Linked DNA regions of Mus musculus: region 2 is linked to region 1. A link is a loop called in an ENCODE intact Hi-C map of the cell type or tissue named here. Cell type or tissue: left cerebral cortex. All regions are shown on one strand. Each heading gives the region's core, and the rest is flanking DNA. Links, peaks and the distances in the headings are about the cores only. Region 1 overlaps Oxr1 (oxidation resistance 1). Region 2 overlaps Oxr1 (oxidation resistance 1).

Region 1 (5,393 bases), core at 306-5,305:
GGCTCTTATGTGCATGAAATGGTATGAATCAGATTTTTGTTTTTAAAAATAAAGTATCTTTATTAATTTCTTGAGAATTTTATATATGTATTCACTGTATATGACCTGGAGAAGGTCCTTAGCTATTATAATTGAAATATAAATAAATTATATTTGCTGTAGCTGTAAACAAATATCATAAAAGAAGCAACTTAAGAGAAGAAGGTTTTATTTGGAACTACATTTTTAAAAGGAATAGCCATCATACTGCGGGAGGCATGGTGGCCAGCAGGAGTATGAGCAGCTGATTCCACTGTGTCTGCAGTCAGGAAGAAGACAAGTGACAAGCTAGACTAATAAACTTCCAAAGCCACCATCAGTGAATCAACTTCCCCCACACCGGATCTGGACTTAATTTTTGGAGTTCTCGAAGTAGTTGAGGATCCAGTGGTAACGTAGTCTGTAAGTGTTTGAAAATGTGTCTAAAACCAACAGCAGAAAAAGACTTCCTTGCCTAAACATCCATCATAGAATCCTTGCCCTTCGCTGCAATTGATCACAAAACGAAAATAGTCGCAGCACATCTGTGAATGTCTTAAAGTGGAATGAAGGAGTTACTCTGTTTTCAGGCATGATTGCAACAGCCTAAAACCGCAAAGACATGACCATTTGGAAACAACAGCAACAGAGCAGCAGCACTGTGAATCTAAGACGTGCGAATTAGAACATCTTACACAGGCAAAGCTTCTTGAAGTGAAGGAAATTCTACAACCCCCCCCCATCTTTCCCCCATCATCAAACATATCAAACACTCTTCCCCATTACATTCATCTTTACCTATACAGTAAACTCCCAAATAATCTAGATCCCCCTTTTTGGCCCTGGTGTTCCCCTGTACTGGGGCATATAAAGTTTGCAAGTCCAATGGGCCTCTCTTTGCAATGATGGCCAACTAGGCCATCTTTTGAGTTCTATGTTTTAAAGTCTTTGTAGTTTAACTTCTGCTCCAGACACCAGAGTTCTTCCTTGTAGGTATGTCATCCTTCCTGTTTTTAACATGATCTCATCACTGTTATGAGATGCTGCCTGTTATGATAAAACAGCATAGACCAGTTGTTCCCTTATAAACAGTGATCAAAGTTTCAGAGTCTGAGAAGTCCAAGAAAGATCGAATTGCTGGCTGATTTTTCTCTGGCCACAGTTGGTTTCTGAATTCCTTACCAGCTCTTATCCCCATGTCTTTCCACGTGGAAGAGTGGGAGGTGCTCTGGAAGCCTTTAGGTTGTAAACACTTGTCACTCACAGTCTTCACTCACCCAATTATCCCCAGGGAACCGCACCTTCATATCCTATCTCTCAAGAGATTACAGCACAAGCCCTGACCCTCAGTGGCATCCCTACTCTTTAGGAAAGAGCAAAGTTTGGTGACAGAGCCTATCTACATAACCAATGTAGCATATCAACTACTTGAATTCTGGCCTTGGGCAACTGCAACTTCATCTAAAATTCTGAGGCTAAAGTCAGTTCAGTGTTAATAAAAGATGGGAAAGAAACTTCTAGGTGAGGTTTGTATGAATTTAATGTAGTTATTCTTATAAATGTATTTGATCTAAGATAATATTCTTGTTTTCTAGATAATTAAGGAAATCACTCATAATAAGTGACTCCTTGTACCAGAAAACAGGGAGGATTCATTTATCTCTGTGAGTCTCATGATCTGGCTTGGCCAATAGCTACTGTGTCTTGTTGACCTTACTTATATACCAAGTCCATGTCTGAAATCCATTAGAAGAGTTGCACCTGAGATTAAAACCAGTTGGTATTTTAAAAATAAAATAAAATAAATGGATTTGTTCTAAGTAGTTCAGTTTCTATGAAAAAGAAAGCACATTTTGTTCTTGTCCCTCAATTTCTATGAGTGTTCTTTGTTGACAGATGTGTTTTCTATTTTTAGGCAGAAATATGTGAATCTCAGTCTCACTCTTAGAACATTTAGAAATCAAAGTTGAATTGAATATATGTAAGCCTCCTGAAAGTCCACAAGGACTTCAGAAATATTGTATATTAAGCCCTACCCCCAACCTAGAGCATTGCGTACATTTGACTATTAATTATCTGGATATATTTCTGAAAAACCATAAAGCATAAATATCTTGAAAACTATTTGTGATCTGGGTCTTCCTGAGAGACTATTCAGTGACTTTTGCATCTGCAAAAGATAAAACAGCTTTTCCAAGAGACAGAGATCACCAGAAGTCTGGGTTTGCTTTCAGCTTTCTCTTGATGGTAGGCATGACTCTTAGCTTACTTGAATCCACAGTTTCCATTATCCTGAGTAGGATTAACATAGTAAGTCAGCTTGATGAGCCAATGAGTTGTCCCAAGGCTACTTTACTTACAGAAATATGTATGAGGGGTCACTTATGAGAGCAGAAATGACTCAAGGACACCTGCATCACCAAAGCCTACAGTAGCACAGGTGACAGGTCACCAAACCGGAAATCTGGAGTATACTGCACAGCCTGGAGGCAGCTTACTAAGTAGAGAGTGTCCTTTCCTGGTGGCATAGTCTGATGGATCTTCCCCTAGGCATCTTAGATAGTCTGGCTCTTCCAGACTACTTGGCTTGTGTTAGTCTCTTCTAGGCCGTTTGGCTGGTTTTGCTTCCTCTGATGCTCAGAGCCTCTTTTAGGTATTTCAACTTGTCTTAGCATAATTCATTGTGTGTGTGTGTGTGTCTGTGTGTCTGTGTGTGTGTGTGTGTGTGTGTGTGTGTGTGTGTGTGTGTGAATATATATTGAGGGAGTGAGGAGCCTAGTGAATATTGTCAGTTTTAGGAACTTCCTGAAGCTATTTGAGTTGTTTACTCTCTGTCTCATGGACCTTCTCTGAAGAGTGGAATGTTTTACATCCTTTTAGAGCATCCTGTTGCTTTACTTTCTATAAATATCCTATGTCTCAATCACCTTCTCTCTAAGATAGAAGGTTTTAACCTTAACTTCACCCCTTACCCCAGCTTTTACATTCTTTCTTCTCTGTCTGACAGCCCTTGATCCTCAGAAGAGGAAGTCTAGTGATCCTGTAATTCTAGAGGGGAATTGAACCTTTGTGCCTTTTTGTCTGTTTCTAGAGCACGACTGGTGGTGAGTCCTGGTATTTATTTTGCAACACCAGTGAGGAGAATTCTGTGTCTTATCTTGATGATCCATGGCAAGTATATCTTAGAGACTCTTAATTAATACATAAGAGCACCTGTTTCAGTGTTAGTTATGACAGGCTCTATTCCACTGTGGGGAGATGAGTGTCTGTCTACCTGACTTACATGGTATTTGTCAGTTTTGCTTTATTTTGCCTTTTGACTTAACAGTGCAACTGGAGGCATGTAGGGATTTGTAATGGAGGTGAATGGTTAACACAGAGACTTTTTAATTTTTTTTTTAAAATTTCTTGTGCAAGAATGATTGGAGATAGTATAGAAATAATAATGGAGTCAAATATTACCATCTTTCTAGAGACATCATTACAGACAAATCTATTGGGCTGTCTCTGCTCTTGCAACCCTGAGGGTGTCTGACCTGGTTACACCTGCTCCCTCATTAAGAGCTCATTAGACAACACCCCTGCAGAGGCAGTGCTGGCTCCTTCCTTGAACTGCAACCCTTTCTGTTGCTCCTTGTCTTGATCTTCAGTGATTGATGGTCTTCTGATCTTCAGTGAGAGAGAGCTTAGCTGTATCCCTTGACTGTACTTGATGCGTACAAAGGTCGTGAGCCCCCCACCTTGTTCTTCGCAAGAGTTATACTTTCCAGAGCAAGTTTTGCTGTAGTGTTCCCCTTCTAGGGAAGTCTTCTGGAAATTAATCATATTGCAGCACTTATTGAGCATCACAGCTCTAATTATACTTCCCTAAGATGACATTTTTATAGCAACAACAGATCTCATGAGAGATATTTACAAAAGATAATCTTGGCATCTCTATTCTTATTAAAATATGTTTATTCTCAATATTGTCATGTAAAATAAAAATTTTCTAAGAATATTTTTTCTTTCTATCTGAAAGACAAACATGTTTTCCACATCAAATAATGCTCTAGTCATTTTTAAAAATAATATGATAAATATAAAATAACACTTATTTGTGTCACAAAGTTGTCTAAGCTTGCTTTTACCATCTATGTAGAAATTAATTCTACTTATATGAACTATTTATAACTAATTATTTGCATATATTCCATTCTACATTTTATTAGTACCTGCATCTCTACTAGAAGAAATGGTTTATAAATATGTATATGTATTGTTTAATATCCATATGACTTGGGAAATAATGACAATATATACTGATACTTGTCATTGGTCTATGTAATGATGATAGATGAGAGTTAAATAATTTCTGAGGCCCTAACAGCCTGAAAAGTTTCCCTTCTCAGTAGAATGGTTTGTCATCTAATGCTCCAGAGTTAGATTTTGCTAGAGGGTATGTGACATTCTGAAGGGAATGAATAGTTGCCCTCAGAAAGTATTTTGAAGTATTGAAGTATTTTGCTTCAAGAAGGCATTTGATATAAGCAGGTGTTGGAAGGAGGAAGTTTAATGTGAATATGCTTCTTGATAATGTGCGTAAAATAATGCATAAAATGATAGTGTTTGTAAATAATGCTCTTGTGGTCAGTTTTTTTTTTCCCTTAAGTGTTTGTAAGGTGTTTCTTTTCTAAGTGTTACATCTGCTTAATAAATTGTGTAATACCAGTTATGACCTTAACTACATATGAATGCTTTGAAGCAATGCTTCTCAGAGTATGAACTGACGATGGGAACATTAATGAAGTTAGAGATTAGTAGTGTAGATGCCATGCTACAGACTTGTAATATACTGAGTGTTGCACTGTCTCACTCAACAAGACATTGGATGCTGACATAGGAAGATATTCTCCTGGCTCTATTATCACAAATTAGAGCCTAATTTATATACATCCTTTAGCTTATTGGAAAGATCCATTTATTGATAATTACTCCCCTTTGATATTCTTTATGTTTGTCAGTGTGACTGTGTGTGTGTATGTGTGTGTGTGTGTGTGTGTGTGTGTGTGTGTGTGTGTTTTCGAAGGCTAAAACTGAAAATAATCTAGCCACACACCACTCCTAAGACTGCATTGTTAGCCCCACTGAACTGAAAACAATATTTTTCTCTGATGTTGAGACTTCAGTAGATATCAATTGCTTCCAATGCTGGAAACAGGGATGGGAAGTATCTTTGAGGAAGGAGGTAAAACTAGAGTTTGAAACATGTTTTTCCATTAGTATGGATTGCCTGTGAAACTGTTGATAAAGTTGAGAAATCCATAGAGTAAAAGATACAGGGTTGCCCATTTGTTCATTATCAGCCAAGTTTTTGTGTATAAAGCTAATGTGCC
Region 2 (5,393 bases), core at 237-5,236, 51 kb after region 1:
CTCAGTACAGGGGAACACCAAGGCCAAGAAGTGGGAGTGGGTGGGTAGGGGAGTGGGGGAGAGGGCATGGGGGACTTTTGGGATAGCATTGGAAATGTAAAGGAGGAAAATACCTAACTTTAAAAAAAAACCAGGCTTGTAAGGGATAATAATAAAATATAATATAATATGACAAGACAAAAACTAACACATCAGAATAGGAAAAACCTCAAACAAATGGAAAAGAGTAAAAAGCAAACAAACAGGCACAAGAAATAGATATCGATTCAGAGAATCATTCATTCACACACTCAGGAATCCCATGAAAACACTATAATGGAAGCCATAATATATATACAAAGGACTTGTGGGGTGAAAAGGCAGTGTGTGTGTGTGTGTGTGTGTGTGTGTGTGTGTGTGTGTGTGAGAGAGAGAGAGAGAGGGGGGGGGGGAGGGAGATGATAAAAATGTAAGTTTTTTGGTTTTTTTTTTTTTAAGAAAAGAGAAAGCCCTGACATGGCATTATGACATTAAGTCACTATGACAAGTCATATGACATTATGACAAAGCTGCCATTGATGTCATTTTCTGTTGGCCTTCTAGTGCCAGGCATGCAGCCGACTCTGAGTTTGTGTCTCCAGTGAGACTCCCAGGGGAACACTAACTTTCCATTTGCAAACGGCTATCAGTTGGAAATAGCTTCTGAGTTAGGGATGGGACATGTATCTACTTCTTTCAGTCCCAGGATCTCATCTGGTGCAGACCCATGCAGGCCTTCTGCATGCTGCCTCTGCCTCTGCCTCTGTGAGTTCATATGTGTACAAGACAACTTTTTTCATATAACATAGCTGCTTAATAATTTTAACTACTACCTTGAAAATTTTTAGGAAGAATAAAAATACCTCTAAGAGTAAAACTAATAAATAGAACTATTGCTAATTCTAAGTGTTTGATGTTCACATTTCCATAGTCCCCAGATGGAAAGCCTGCAGAACAAAGATTTGGAATAATTTTCATCCTTGAATACAGCCTTCAAAAGCATAATCTCACAACTGTGGGTTATCTCCCTTGCAGAAAATTTACAGGAGCCTAGTGTTTTAAGTACATAGTTACTTGAGAAAGAATTCCTTTCTCCTGTCTTTACTGTTAAAAAGTATTTCAGCTGGGTGTTGGTGCTGCACACATACCTGTAATTACAGTACTTGGGCTGATCAGGAAGTTTATAAGTTCAAGGCCATCCTAGGCTACAAAGTGAAAGCCTGTCTCAAACATCAAATCATATACATACATATGCATATATGTATTTAATTAAAATAAACTTGAGAAATTGCTAAAACCAAGTGGCATTTAGAGAAACCCATTTGTATTATTAAGCATCTTATGTGAAAGATGAAATTATTTAATAAAAAAAAACACAAATATGTAAGAGAGGCACTTGTAGTCAAACTCAATGGCTTGTCTTGGTAGGCTTCATCTAATTTAAGGAAGCTAGTGTATGGGTCTTCTTTCTCATATGCAGGAATATCTTTGCTTTCTCTCAAATTCTGTTTATGACTGAAAGGAGGAAATATTATTGACAGTTTTTATCACCAATACTGCATTTCAAATAGTAAGACTGGTTGAAAAACAAAAATCACTCAATCAAGTTGGCTTTCGATTTTACCCAGGTAAAAATCAAATACAGTTGTAACTCAGTGGACTGAAATAATAAGGAAGACTTACTCTTACTCAGTATTTGCCCCAAAGGGGCTTCTCAGTGTATATACATTGTTGTTTTGTGTCTGAATTGAACGATATTTATTTTTCAATGAAGAACAAAATGGGATACTTCATTTTCTTCCTTTGAAGAATGTGTATCTTTGGTTGCTATAAATTACTTTCTGGGAAAGGTTAAGTTAATATTTTGATGAAAGATAAAAATCTTCAAAGTAAGCTACAAGCTTTAATAATAAGAATGAGAATCCCTGAGCTAGAATGTCAAGGCTCAAGGGGTAGAGAAAAGATTTGTATGACATACAGTGAGGATTATTTTTGGTGTAAAGTTTATATCTCTTCATTAGAACAACTCTGTCAAATTATGACCTTGTCCTTAGTATCTGGGTTTTGGAATAAAAATTACAGAGTCCAAGAGTAGAAACCCATGGGTTTACTTAGAGACAGCAGCTCTTATAAATGAATGAAGGCATTATTTCTAAACAGTAGGAGTGACAGAAGCCATGGGACTTTGAGAACATATGCTTTACCTAAAGATAGCCAACCTACCGTATGCCTCCCAAACAAAATACATTAACACTCCAAATGTGGCTCCCCAGTGTGCTGCCCGGCCTGGACCACAGTGTCTTCTTCATCTGGGCTTGTCTCCTTTCACTTTCCCTTTTCTTTCTCTTTTTCTTCTTTCTTTTTTTATGCATCCTTACCAGTAGTTGTTCAACTTCTATTTGAACAATTCTGGTGACAGGATGTATTTGTCAGGATTTTACTGCTGTGAACAGACCAGACACCATGACCAAGGCAATTCTTATATGGAAAACATTTCATTGGGCCTGGGTTACAGGTTCAGAGGTTCAGTCCATAATCAAGGTGGTAGCATGGCAACATCCAGGCAGACATGGTACAGGCAGAGCTGAGAGGTTGGCATCTTCATCTGAAGGCTGCTAGTGGAATACTGACTTCCAGGCAGCCAGGATGAGGGTCTTAAAAGCCCACACCCACAGTGACACACCTACTCCAACAAGGCCACACCTACTCCAACAGGGTCACACCTTTTTTTTTTTTTTTTTTTTTTGTTTTTTTTGAGACAGGGTTTCTCTGTATAGCCCTGGCTGTCCTGGAACTCACTGTGTAGACCAGGCTGGCCTTAAACTCAGAGATCCGCCTGCCTCTGCCTCCCAAGTGCTGGGATTAAAGGAGTTCGCCACCTCACCCAGCCTCAGGGTCACACCTTCTAATAGTGCCACTCCCTGGGCTGAGTTTATACAAACCATCACACAGGAACTCATCAACTTCCAGAGCTGCAAAGCCCTTTGTGTCTCATGTTACTGTTGGTGGTGACAGTAGCCCCTCACATAGCATCAGCTTAGTTAATGCTAAGGAACAGTGGATTTCCACTACAAGCTAGGGCCCAAAGTTTTCTTTTCTGTTTTGTGACTGCTACTTGTGTTTGTGTAAGGTTATAACTGTTTCATGAGCGGCATGATCAGCTCTCGAAATGTAGTCTTCATATGTTAATGTACTATTCCAGTTGAACTTACATGACACATGTTACAGAGTTCCTAGAGATCATAGCTGATCTCAGAAAGGTCTACTTCTCATTAACAATTTCAGCCTAGCGATATCCTCTTAGCAGAGAATATAGCAAAACCACAGTCCTACTCACCACCAAGGGGGAAGAATGGGTGGTAAATTCTGAAATAATATATTTTCATTGTTCATAAAGCACTGAATCCATGCTGACAGATTTTTTTATTTTAAAAAAAAGCAAATTAATACAAAATGAGTGACATAGTTGTTCTCCATGGTGGAACTGAGCAGAGAGAAACAGGAGTAGAGACCATTTACAAAGTCACTGGGATGTGCAGCCAAAAGATAATAACAGCTAGGAACAGGAGCCTGGTAGTGAACAAAGAAGACACATTTGGAAGTGATACAGCAGCAACTGGTGACAGAATCAGCAGAGTGACAGAGAGGACCTAAGCAATGATTTACGTTTTGGGGTTGTGGGGTGTGTGTGCACGTGTGTGTGTGTGTGTGTGTGTGTGTGTGTGTGTGTGTGTGTGTGTGTTAAGTCACATGTTAGGAAGATGACTTATAGTTACATTCTCTGCCCTTGTGTACATAAAAGACCCTGTAACTTAAATGTATGGGTTAGTGTTTGGTTGTATCTATGGCCTCTCTTGCATGGCCTGGATGGACCTCTCTCACCGTATTCACAGAACACATGTCTAGAATCAGATTCTTTTGTTAACAACTATCATGCGGAGAGAGAAGGGGGCTAACGCAGCATGCTTCCTCTATAAAAACGTGGGCATTTTTCTCTTGCATCTCTTAAGATTTACCTAGCATCAGAAAGCCCTAATGCTATTGTCATCTGCAAATTAGCATCTTAGCACAAAAAGAATATAAACCATGGTCTGCATAGTTTACTTTTAAGAAAGAAAAATATTTTCAACATTTTCTGTTGTTTGGCTGTGCTTTTTAAAAATATAATATATTGATATAATCAATGCTGTCCTAAGATTAAACCCCCTGAGAATACAGACATCATAGGAAATAAAAAGGTATTGCGTAGAAGAGCGTGTAATTTAATAGCTGCTTCCTCTGCTTCCTCTGCGTGTGAGCTCATGGTGACTGTTATTTCCCTCTTTTCTCTGGGGAAAATACGAAAGATTGAGATAATGCTTTAAATTTTATTTTTAGTTTCTGGTTTTGTTTTGTGTTTGTTTTTGTTTTTTGACCTGGGAATTAAATACAAGGCCTCGCACTCAATAGTCAGGTGTTCTTTTTGGGACACTGGGTCCCTACCTTCTTTGTACATTTTTCTGAGACAGTATCTCACTATAGTTCCCAAGCTGGCCATGAATTGATTTTTCTGTTCGCCTCTGCTGGTAGTAAATGTCTTCTTATCCTGCCTCAGCTTCCCAAGGAGATAGAATTACAGTAGGCCTGGCTTTGCTGTACATTAGAATAAGTACTTTAAGATGTTTTAGGAAGAAATTTTTGGAAAATGCTTTGAAAAGCAAGAACACACAGTAGTAATCTAAAAATTATAGGAATAAAGTAAAAATTAAAAAAAAAACTCCACTATCTGTGAAGTACTAGCACTGGGCCCTAAATAACTTAAATAAAGCCCCAAACAGCCTTTACATGCTTCAAATACCTTTTATGAGTCCATCAGGGAGTCATGGTCAAGCTCTGTGAGCCCTCTATGTGAGGAGCTAAGCCATGGCTGGAAAGTCAGGAAGCTTTCTTTTCCTGTAGAGGCAAAGCTTGCACTGCAGTCAAGCAGCCATTAGAATTTTAAAACATCATTCAAAGACCACATGTAAATATTTTATGAATAGTAATATCTATTATTGTTGTTGTTTGCTTATTTGTTTTCTCTGTGCTGAGCTACCAGCTACATGCTTTCTGTGACTCTAGGAAGTGGAGACTGTTTGATTTCCAGCACACCCATTCAAATTCCTCCTGCCCTCATTACTCACCCCCCAAAAGATCCTCTTCCACATTAATGCCTGTTGTCTTATCTTTTGACCAACTGAATTTAACCAGAATGTTTCTGTGTCCATGGGTTCAGGACTATACATTGGAACTGAGCAGATTCATCAGTGGATATACAACTAAAGGGAATGTTGTGCAACCCCCAAATCCAACAATACCCACAGTTTAGCAGAAAGAGTTAGGACCAGCTAAACTCC

The links. Peaks named below come from ENCODE experiments on the same cell type or tissue, not always from the same donor. Only the 100,000 strongest peaks of a DNase experiment are listed, where the experiment ranks them.
Region 2: a loop joins it to region 1, with 2.0 times the contacts of the local background. A loop is called at or near these places in 1 of 42 quality-filtered maps.

What each region holds. Positions count from the first base shown.
Region 1 is chr15:41,679,093-41,684,485 of GRCm38, forward strand. The region is part of intron 3 of Oxr1 (oxidation resistance 1); the gene reads left to right. Among named protein-coding and RNA genes, the nearest start is that of Abra, 190 kb to the right of the region's middle. In left cerebral cortex, for the core only: a CTCF peak has its summit at 3,135; a DNase peak (open chromatin) is centred at 572; H3K27ac peaks cover 2,236 bases.
Region 2 is chr15:41,730,369-41,735,761 of GRCm38, forward strand. The region is part of intron 3 of Oxr1 (oxidation resistance 1); the gene reads left to right. Among named protein-coding and RNA genes, the nearest start is that of Abra, 140 kb to the right of the region's middle. In left cerebral cortex, for the core only: no CTCF peak of the experiment used is centred there; a DNase peak (open chromatin) is centred at 2,246.